2 separate regions of the Homo sapiens genome follow, and region 1 is linked to region 2. A link is an interaction called in ENCODE POLR2A ChIA-PET data of the cell type or tissue named here. Cell type or tissue: GM12878. All regions are shown on one strand. Each heading gives the region's core, and the rest is flanking DNA. Links, peaks and the distances in the headings are about the cores only.

What was found. ChIA-PET counts read pairs that join two places held together with the same protein. Peaks named below come from ENCODE experiments on the same cell type or tissue, not always from the same donor. Only the 100,000 strongest peaks of a DNase experiment are listed, where the experiment ranks them.
Region 1: POLR2A ChIA-PET joins it to region 2 with 5 read pairs; 7 of 35 experiments call an interaction of 5 or more read pairs at or near these places.

What each region holds. Positions count from the first base shown.
Region 1 is chr1:40,710,129-40,714,522 of GRCh38, forward strand. All of the region lies in intron 1 of NFYC (nuclear transcription factor Y subunit gamma), which reads left to right. Among named protein-coding and RNA genes, the nearest start is that of NFYC-AS1, 20 kb to the left of the region's middle. RefSeq lists an enhancer at 4,295-4,394. In GM12878, for the core only: no CTCF peak of the experiment used is centred there; a DNase peak (open chromatin) is centred at 1,781; H3K4me3 peaks cover 2,282 bases; H3K27ac peaks cover 3,868 bases.
Region 2 is chr1:40,761,935-40,766,328 of GRCh38, forward strand. It overlaps NFYC (nuclear transcription factor Y subunit gamma), which reads left to right. Exons shown (of 10, transcript NM_014223.5): 7 at 954-1,112. Among named protein-coding and RNA genes, the nearest start is that of MIR30C1, 6.8 kb to the left of the region's middle. RefSeq lists enhancers at 2,330-2,379, 2,480-2,579. In GM12878, for the core only: no CTCF peak of the experiment used is centred there; DNase peaks (open chromatin) are centred at 767 and 2,407; H3K4me3 peaks cover 1,709 bases; H3K27ac peaks cover 2,986 bases.

The DNA.
Region 1 (4,394 bases), core at 202-4,201, 52 kb before region 2:
TTTACCAGTCTACCTCTAGATTCTAATAAGTAGTAGTTAATGTAGTAACAATCTTTGTTTTTAATGCACATTTTAGCTTAGAATGCTGGTTAGAAATATCTTCACTTATATTGACAGTGATGAGCAAATATTTTTCCACAGATTTCACACATTTTGTCAGGTGTTGATTTAGTTCTTTAAAATGATGTGAGCAAAGTGCTTTCCATTTTTCCGTATTAAATATTTAAAATCCTGCAGTTTGTGAATAGGAAAGTTAAGAGTATAGGCACCCTATCTTTTGCCCTTGATATGTATATATTTTTCTCTTTATGGATATAAAGCTAATGTAGGTTGCTAATCAGTAACCAGCCAGTTCTCATGAACAGTGAAATCTTCAATCCCACATACTAAGATCTATAATACACCTGATTTTAAAATGCAATTCTTTGTTTTCTTTTTATTTGCAAATATGGAATGAAGGTCATTGGAACATTTCTGCAGCAGACTCAGTGTGGAGCCGTCAGCCAGCAGCACTTAGTCTCTGGGTACGGAAAAGGAGCAGGCCCTATTAGAGGAGAAGTTTCGAGGGTGTCGATTTGCCTTCCCTAGCTTCCCCTCTAATAAAGGATTTACCTTAGAGGACTGATAGGATTTAGATTCGGGGCTCTTGGAGTTGTAATGATATAGCAAGTCAAAGTTCCTGGATGCAGGCCTCTGTCGTTGCTTGCAAAAGTGACCTTGAAAAACTGCTGGGGAGTTGAAAGATTGAAGGACAAAGTTTGTTTATACAGATTTGGACTGAAAAGCTCTATTTAAGATGAAAAGAGACTGTACTTCTGATATTCAAGTCGAGTGGTTAGTAGGAATATGTTATAGATTCAGATTAGGAATTTTCAGGGAATAAGACAATAGGGCTGCATTCATTCTCTCTCCCACTCTTTTTACTTCCCTCCCCCCAGCAAAAAATTCTAAATTCTTTTGGTATGATAGCTGAGTGAACTGCCTAACAGATTCAGAATTCCTTGCATGCTACCTTGTCTTCTTTGTAATCTAGAGGGTTCTTAGTGAAGGGGATAGATAGTATTTTAGGAGTTCAGAGTAGTTGTATTTGTGAAAGTTTTGGGGAATTAGAATGCTTATAATAAGAAAATGTTCATTCTGGGAATTTAAGTCCTAAGATGAAGAAGTATGTGTTAAGGATTACATTTTAAGAGGTAGTTATTTTGATTTAAATTTATTTGTTTGTCATTGATTATTTATATGTTATCAGTTGTTCCAGATTATATATATGATTTTAAAAACAGTTGTAGGTGCTGACTTGACCCTGTTGGCCCTAGGAGAAGGCCTGCAGCAGGGGAGGCAAAAGTGAAGGTGTGGTACAGTATGAAGTAAACTATAAACTTGAGAACTTTGTGGATTTGGCTTCTTGGAAAGATGCCCAGTCACTGCCTCTAGCCGAGGTTCTTCACCATTCTCTTTGAGAATGACCCACTACCTGGAAAAATGCACATGGGCATGCCTGTACAAAACCTTTGATGACTAAGTTATTTTTTAGTGTATGTCAAATGGTATTTAACACTTCAGCCAGATAAATGTTTACTAGACAAATGAAGAAAACTTTGCTTCCAGAAAGAGCAAAGACCTTCTAGAGAGCTAACTCTAATTTAGGCCATGGGTGGCTGTGTGTGTAAGTGGGGGAGGCTTAGATGGGGTCTAGAGATATGGACATTTATTTACTCTGATCACAGTATTTGAGGCAGCATGGTACAGACCATTTAAAGTCAAGAGATCTGTGTTCAAGCCCCACTCACCTTTATCACCAGCTTTGTAGGTTTGGGCAAGTCAGCTATTTAGTGTTAGCTTCCTCACATGTAAAAATGGAACCTAAAAATAGTGTCTGATTTAGTGGCGAGTCTTGAATGAGATCATGTGTGTCAAAGTACTTTGCAAATTGTGAAGAGCTACATAATATTAGTTGTTACTAATCCAGACTATTTGGGGGATGAAACGTTTATGAAGATAGGTGTGGCATCAAAGAAAAAAATGCCAGTATTTTAATATTTGTAAAAAGGAGTTAGTTTAAACCTGACACATTTCTTTTTAAACTGCCTTCACCTGCATATTCCTATTTATGCTGACATGACCCTATTTATTTAATGCATATGTTGAGACCACCAGTCCTTTACTCATCAAGATCCTTGTGAAAGAATTTTAACCCCTTTGTCAAAATTTAAGGACCTCTCAGAATAGGATGAAATGGGTATGCTGATTTTTAAAAAACTCTTGTTAGATTTAGGAACCTCTCAGAATAAAATCTGGAAGCCTGTTCCATTTGCATTATGAGATTTGCATTACAATGCAGGTAAGTTGTAATGGTTGCAGATGTTTACCAAGCAGAGGTTACATATTTAGTTTGTATACCAAATATTTATAAAGTAAACTGGAACCATTTTTTTTTTTGTTTGCTTTGTGATTATCCTGTCAATTTTCAAGCATGGGAGGTAATTATAGCCTGCTGTATAGTAAGCAAGTAAATGTTGGGATTAATGCCTTTTTTTTTTTTTTTTTTTTTTTTGCAGACGAGGTCTCGCTCTGTTGCCAAGGCTGGTGTGCCAGGCTGGAGTGCCGTGGCATGATCATGACTCACTGCAGCCTCCACCTCCTGGGCTCAAGCAATCCTCCTACTTCAGCCTCCTGAGTAGCTGGGACTACAGGCATGTGCCACCGTGCCCAACTAATTTTTTTTTATTTATTTATTTTTATTTTTATTTTTAAATACAGACGGGGTCTTGATTTGTTGCCCAGGCTGATCTCAAACTCCTGGACTCAAGTGATCCTCCTGCCTTGGCCTCCCAAAGTGCTGGGATTACAAGCACTGGGATTACAGGCATGAGCCATTGTGCCCAATTGTGGGATGAACACTTTAAAAAAAAATAATTGATCTCTCATCAGAAATCTAACATAAATTTCACACAGTTGATACCTACTATGAGATACCTTTCTAACATAATTGGTGGAAACTCATGGGGGTTTCTTTTAATCTAGTCTGCATGCCCAGTGTCATCTATTTTTAGGACTTCCTTTTTTCCCCCCCAGGGGTGGGGTTGATATTTTGTGATGTTTGATTTCCTGTCCTATTAAGTCACTTCCTCTCAGGCATGGTCAGTCAGCATTGGTGTCTGCTTCCTATCTGTGCATTGGAAGAATCATATTCAGACAGAATGAGGTTTGGCAAAATTGATACTGACTTTACCAAATAAAATTCCAGTTCCAGGGATGTGTAGGTTTAAAAACAGCAATCGTGGTCACTTTGGGCTTTTGTTTTTAAAACAAGATGAGGTCTCCCTTTTAAAGAGGCTAAATACTTTTGTAGGAGCTTCAGTAACCCAAAAAATGTATTAAAAGTTGAACATGGCTGTCTTCATGAATGGAATGATTTTTGCCTATCCTTATTACTGATAATATATGCATACAGAGTTTGAATACATCTAAATTAGGCTGATGGGAATCACTTAGGGATCTAGTCTAGTTCCCTTCTTGTAAAGTGGGGAAATTGAGGCCCAGTAAGTTCAGGTGCCCTAATCCAAGTCTTTCAGCTTTTTAGGAACAGGCTTGTACAAGTTTGGAGATTTGACTCCCACTCAATTTGTTGCATGTTTCTTTTATTCCTCTAGGTTGTTTTCACTTTTTATTTTTCATGTTTCTTTTCTTTTTGGGACTTCTGTATAGGCTTGCTGTTTGGGTATAGAAGGAACAGAGAAAATGTGCCATGGAAGAGGTTCAGAAGTCTTTACCTGAAGTGTGTTGGTTAGAAAGTCTGCTGCAGCAGATTTAGTGTCCCTTTGGGATCTGAAGATACCTTGCCTCAGCCAGTTAGTTGCTTATTCAGAAAGCTGAGAACCAGCTAGGAAGCTAATGGTGTTCACCTGTGAGGTATTCCAGAAAGCCAGGTTACTTTTATGCATTATGAGGAATTTAGGGTATACAAACACATCACCTGCAAGCCAGTTAGTGTTTTTTGTTGTTGTTTTTTTGTTATTATATTTCAAGAACAAGCTAATTCCCAAAAAAGTTTGGACCTGGCTCTTAAAGTGAGTCCACAAGCTAACCTGTATTTAATAAACAAAGATTCCAGGGTCATTTTAAGCATTTGACAAGACTAAAATAGGAATCATTGTTTATAGACACCCAAAATAATATCTTAACTGTGCTGACTTTACTGTTTCCCATCAGCAAAGTGGTATTATGTGTGTATGTGCTTGTGTATGTTTGAGTAGTATTTGTTCTTTATATTCTTTGATAGACCATGATATACTTTAACATTTTTAATTTTTCTGAAGGTGATGACCTTCATATATTTAGACAAAAGTTATAGTCCATTGAAAGAATGAGGGCTTGAACGATGTAAGTTATGT
Region 2 (4,394 bases), core at 185-4,184:
CCATCACTACCACCACCAGATGAGCCCAGATAGGCTCACTGCTCTAGGTAACCTGTAAAAGTCACAAACAGTACTAAAGGTTTGAGATTTGAAAGAATAATTGACCCTTTTGGCAGCTTGTGTCTTTACCGTCTCAAAAGAGTACATTTCATAGGACTACAACCATTGTGTGTGAGAGACAGAATCTGCCAAGTCATACACATTGGGCAGAAATTTCTTAAATCTGAGATTGCTATTTTTAGAAAGTTAGAGTTCTTGCTTTCTTAAATTCTATTAATTAGGGGTAGACTTAGTTAAGAGTCTGTGTCTTAACAGTGCCCAGTGAGTTAGCAGTGTTTGCTCTCCTTTGGGAAGCCATACTGTGGTCCAGAGCAGCCATCTGGCCAGTGTGGGCAGGAATTGCTCTGCAGCTTGAATGGGGTGAGAGCCAGCGTGCACTAGGGCCCGCCTTGGAGATGCACCCCTGTGCTTTATTTTTCTCTCAGTGTCTTACATGCCTAAGAAAGAGCACATGACCCTGAACTAAATAAATTCATACTGACCCTTTCCATTTAATGTTCCCCTCCAAATTCACCTGCCCCAGACTTGACTTTGGCTATTTCTGAAGTAAACGGTCATGGTTGCTTTTGATTTTTTCTGTAGTGTATGTGCCTTATCACTAAAGGGGCTGTGAAAAGTTGCAGCATTTGGGGCACAGAGATTTATGTTTGGGACCCATGCAAATATTTGTACTGTGAGCCTAAAAATATTTTTGGTTTTTCTTTCGTTTTGGAGAGTAACTTCAGCAATGCTGTAAACCCAGAGGACTCTGTAGGTTATTACTAGTACTGAGATGACCTTAGGCATTCATGGAGAGGGTTTGCTCCCAGCACATTGCTCGTTATTAACCTCTCGGTAATCCTGTGGGCTCTGAGCCTGAACTCACGCAGCATTCTCATAACTCTTCCTTTCAGACCACACCTGTGACAATGCAGGTTGGAGAAGGTCAGCAGGTGCAGATTGTCCAGGCTCAGCCACAGGGTCAAGCCCAACAGGCCCAGAGTGGCACTGGACAGACCATGCAGGTGATGCAGCAGATCATCACTAACACAGGAGAGATCCAGCAGATCCCGGTGAGTCCTGCCCTGAGGTCTGTCTTTACAACTTTATAGAAGGAAATACTTAAAGATATATATACCTTGATATATATATGTATATCTCTATATATACCTTGATATGTATATCTATAGCTATATATATACCTTGATATATATATCTATAGCTATATATATACCTTGATATATATATGTATGTCTCTATATATACCTTGATATGTATATCTATAGCTATATATATACCTTGATATATATATCTGTAGCTATATATATACCTTGATATATATATAGAGATATATATCACACGCATGCATAATCCTTTTTTTCTTTTTAGGAGACAGGTCTTGCTGTGTCACTCAGACTGATGAAGTGCAGTGGCTTGATCTCAGCTCACTGCAGCTTCCGCCTCCCAGGTTCAAGCGATTCTCCTGCCTCAGCCTCCCGAGTAGCTGGGATTATAGGCACGTGCCACTATGCCCGGCTGATTTTTGTATTTTTAGTAGAGATGGGGTTTCACAGTGTTGGCCAGGCTGGTCTCTAACTCCTAACCTCAGGTGATCCGCCCGCCTCGGCCTCCCAAAGTGCTGGGATTACAGGCATGAGCCATCACGCCCAGCCCTCAGTACTTATTTATATATATGCGTGTGTGTGTTTGTTTTGTTTTTAACCTATATGCCCAGTGTTCCTGACCACAACTTGCTTCACTGTGTTTGTTCCCTGCTTTCCTTTAATCTAGGTTCAGGTTCACCACGATTGGGCGGCTTCTCTCGATTTCCCCTCATTCTACCTATGCAGGGAAATCATTGTAACCACTACCCATGCCAAGGCCCAAAGGCCCTGTGAGGCAGTCCTGTATTTGATTAGCAGAGGATAAGAGGGAGGCGTATAGGGAAGGCCATAAATACACTTGTTGCATATTCATGAGTCAGTTCCCAGTGGAGCCTGCAGCAAAGTGTATTTTTGGCTTTCATATAACTTATCTATTCCTTTACTGTGGACTGCTGCTTCCTGTGTGCCTTGAGGGATTTCATTTCTTAGATTTGTTGGCTTTTTTATTTGTACTCCTTTTGTAAAATGTGTCCTTGTCTTAACACTTGCAGTCTTTACATTGGTCATTTTGACCCCCCAAAACTGGAAAGTGAGTGAAACAGAGCAGTCCTTCTATTCCCTGCCCTTTGCCATTTTTGTCATAAATGAAACGTAGGCAGGTATAGAAACTCACGTAGACTTGGTTAACCACTTCCTCTGTGAAAATAACTCTAAAAGTATCCTGAGATCAGTTTAGGAATTGTTCTTCATCTGAAGTTAACATAGTAATAGGCCAAGAGAAAGCTTAGGAAAGTGGAGTGTGTATGTCTCTTTCTCTACCTCTCTCACGTGTGCTTACGATACCCAGGATTGCAGATGACTGAGCTCTGCCTTGCTTCATTGTTTCAGTCCTCAACCCCAAGATTTCTGTTGAATGGTTCTCATTTTTGCAAGCGAAGGCACCACCACAGGTTCATTTAAGACAGAGAAGAGTTCCACCTTGCAGATACTTTAACTCTCTGGGGCACAGAGCTTTAGCCCAGAAGATTTGTTGCAGAATTCACTACTTCATCTTCACTGGCTCAGGCACCTTCTGTAGGAGTCTTCATTTCCAGACTCTTTAGGCAGCTCATTGGAATGTTCCTAATAGTGATGAGCTTCAGGAAGGAAACTTTATTTCCCTTTCAAAAACCCAGAGCTTATTTTCTCTGTAATTAATGTAAAAAAGCTATGAGGGTCCCCAGACCTGTCCTGCTGTAGAGGAATGAGGGACGGATCATCACCAAATGTCTTAACCTAGGCCAAAAAGGAAAGCTTCTTGCTTTGTTGAAGAGCTGCTTGGAACCATTTGGCTCACAGCTTTTCAGTCACATTTGGGTTTCTGCAAAGAGCTCTTCCCAGCTAGAAAATTTTAACATCCCTGTAGCTGTCAGTATACCTTCTCCCACTCCTGGGACAAGGCTTTAGTTTTTCATCTTGTGATCCCTGGCTGGAGTTCTGGGGACTCCTGGAACTAGCCACCATCAGTCTCTGTAGATGAGGTTTTCCAAACTTCTGCCCAGCTGCCTTCCTCCCCACAAGCAACTTAACATTGTTGCCAGGAAGCTGCATTATAGGATTTAGGTGGGGAATTCAGGCTTGGCACCACAGCCTCCCAGCAGCTTCTCTTGGCATATTCTCAGGAAAGAAATGACTGCAGGTCCTAATACTCTTGCCCTGTCTCCTTTGAACCAGATTTTTAATGGGTTTAGATTGGGTGTCCCTCCATCTTGCCTCAAGTGGGCAATTCTGGAATGGTCTACCGTGAACTTGAGAGGTCGTTTTTTCTCGGTAGTTCAAATTCTGTGAGGCTGGAAGTCTCAGAGAAGCATTTTGATTGAACACTGCGTGCAGGAATGCAGCTTCATCCCATTAGCATTTTCCTCATGGAAGAGTCCTGCAGTGAAGTTAGCTCTTGAAGGCCAGAGGGAAATTTGCTCCAGAGCAGAGGCAATACTTGCCTGTTAGCCACAAGAAGCTTCCCCTTGCAACAAAGGCAGGCTGGGCAGCCAGGGCAGGTGGTTTCTGGACCCCGCAGATAGAGACCTAGTCTATCCATGCTCCCAGAACCCCTTTCATTTCCTCTAAATTGAGGGTGTGAATGTCTGCAGTCCTCCTCTGCTGACCATCATCTTTGCTGAGCTACAGTTCTCTGATGTGGTAACCGCCTTGGTCCTCTTTTCATCCCCAGCTCAAAACACTAATACTTTCATGGTACACTGGAGCATTAAGAGCCTGAGTTAAGGCTTTTAGCACACAATTAAATGCAGCATGTGGTATTATTGTATTATCTGAGATTTAATCGTAAGCATGAGAGACTCTAAGGGCGCTTTCGTAGCTTTGGTTTCCCATGATGGGGTTTTCTATGAAAGGTTTATTGATTCTGCTTCCCCTTGGGAGGTGTTTGGCCAGAAGCTAGTGCTGAACACCAAAGATCCTAAAAGCCCCACAGACCCCCATCCAGCCTGGCTCTTGGGGACAGAGATGGTTAAGCAGTCCAGCTTTTGCCTCCAAAATGTGCAGCATGGGGCAGGGCAGTGTGAGGGCTATGATGCGGAATGATGGCTGTTTGCTTTGGGATCCTGGCAGATGCTGGATCTCTTTACAGATGGGAGCGAAAGAGGCCCACACTTAATGTACAGGCATTCTGATGATGTCAGTCAGATAAATTCCTAAGATAAGCTGTGATCATGTAGCTAAGAGCTGGCAAATAATGAGCATGCAGCCATGCTG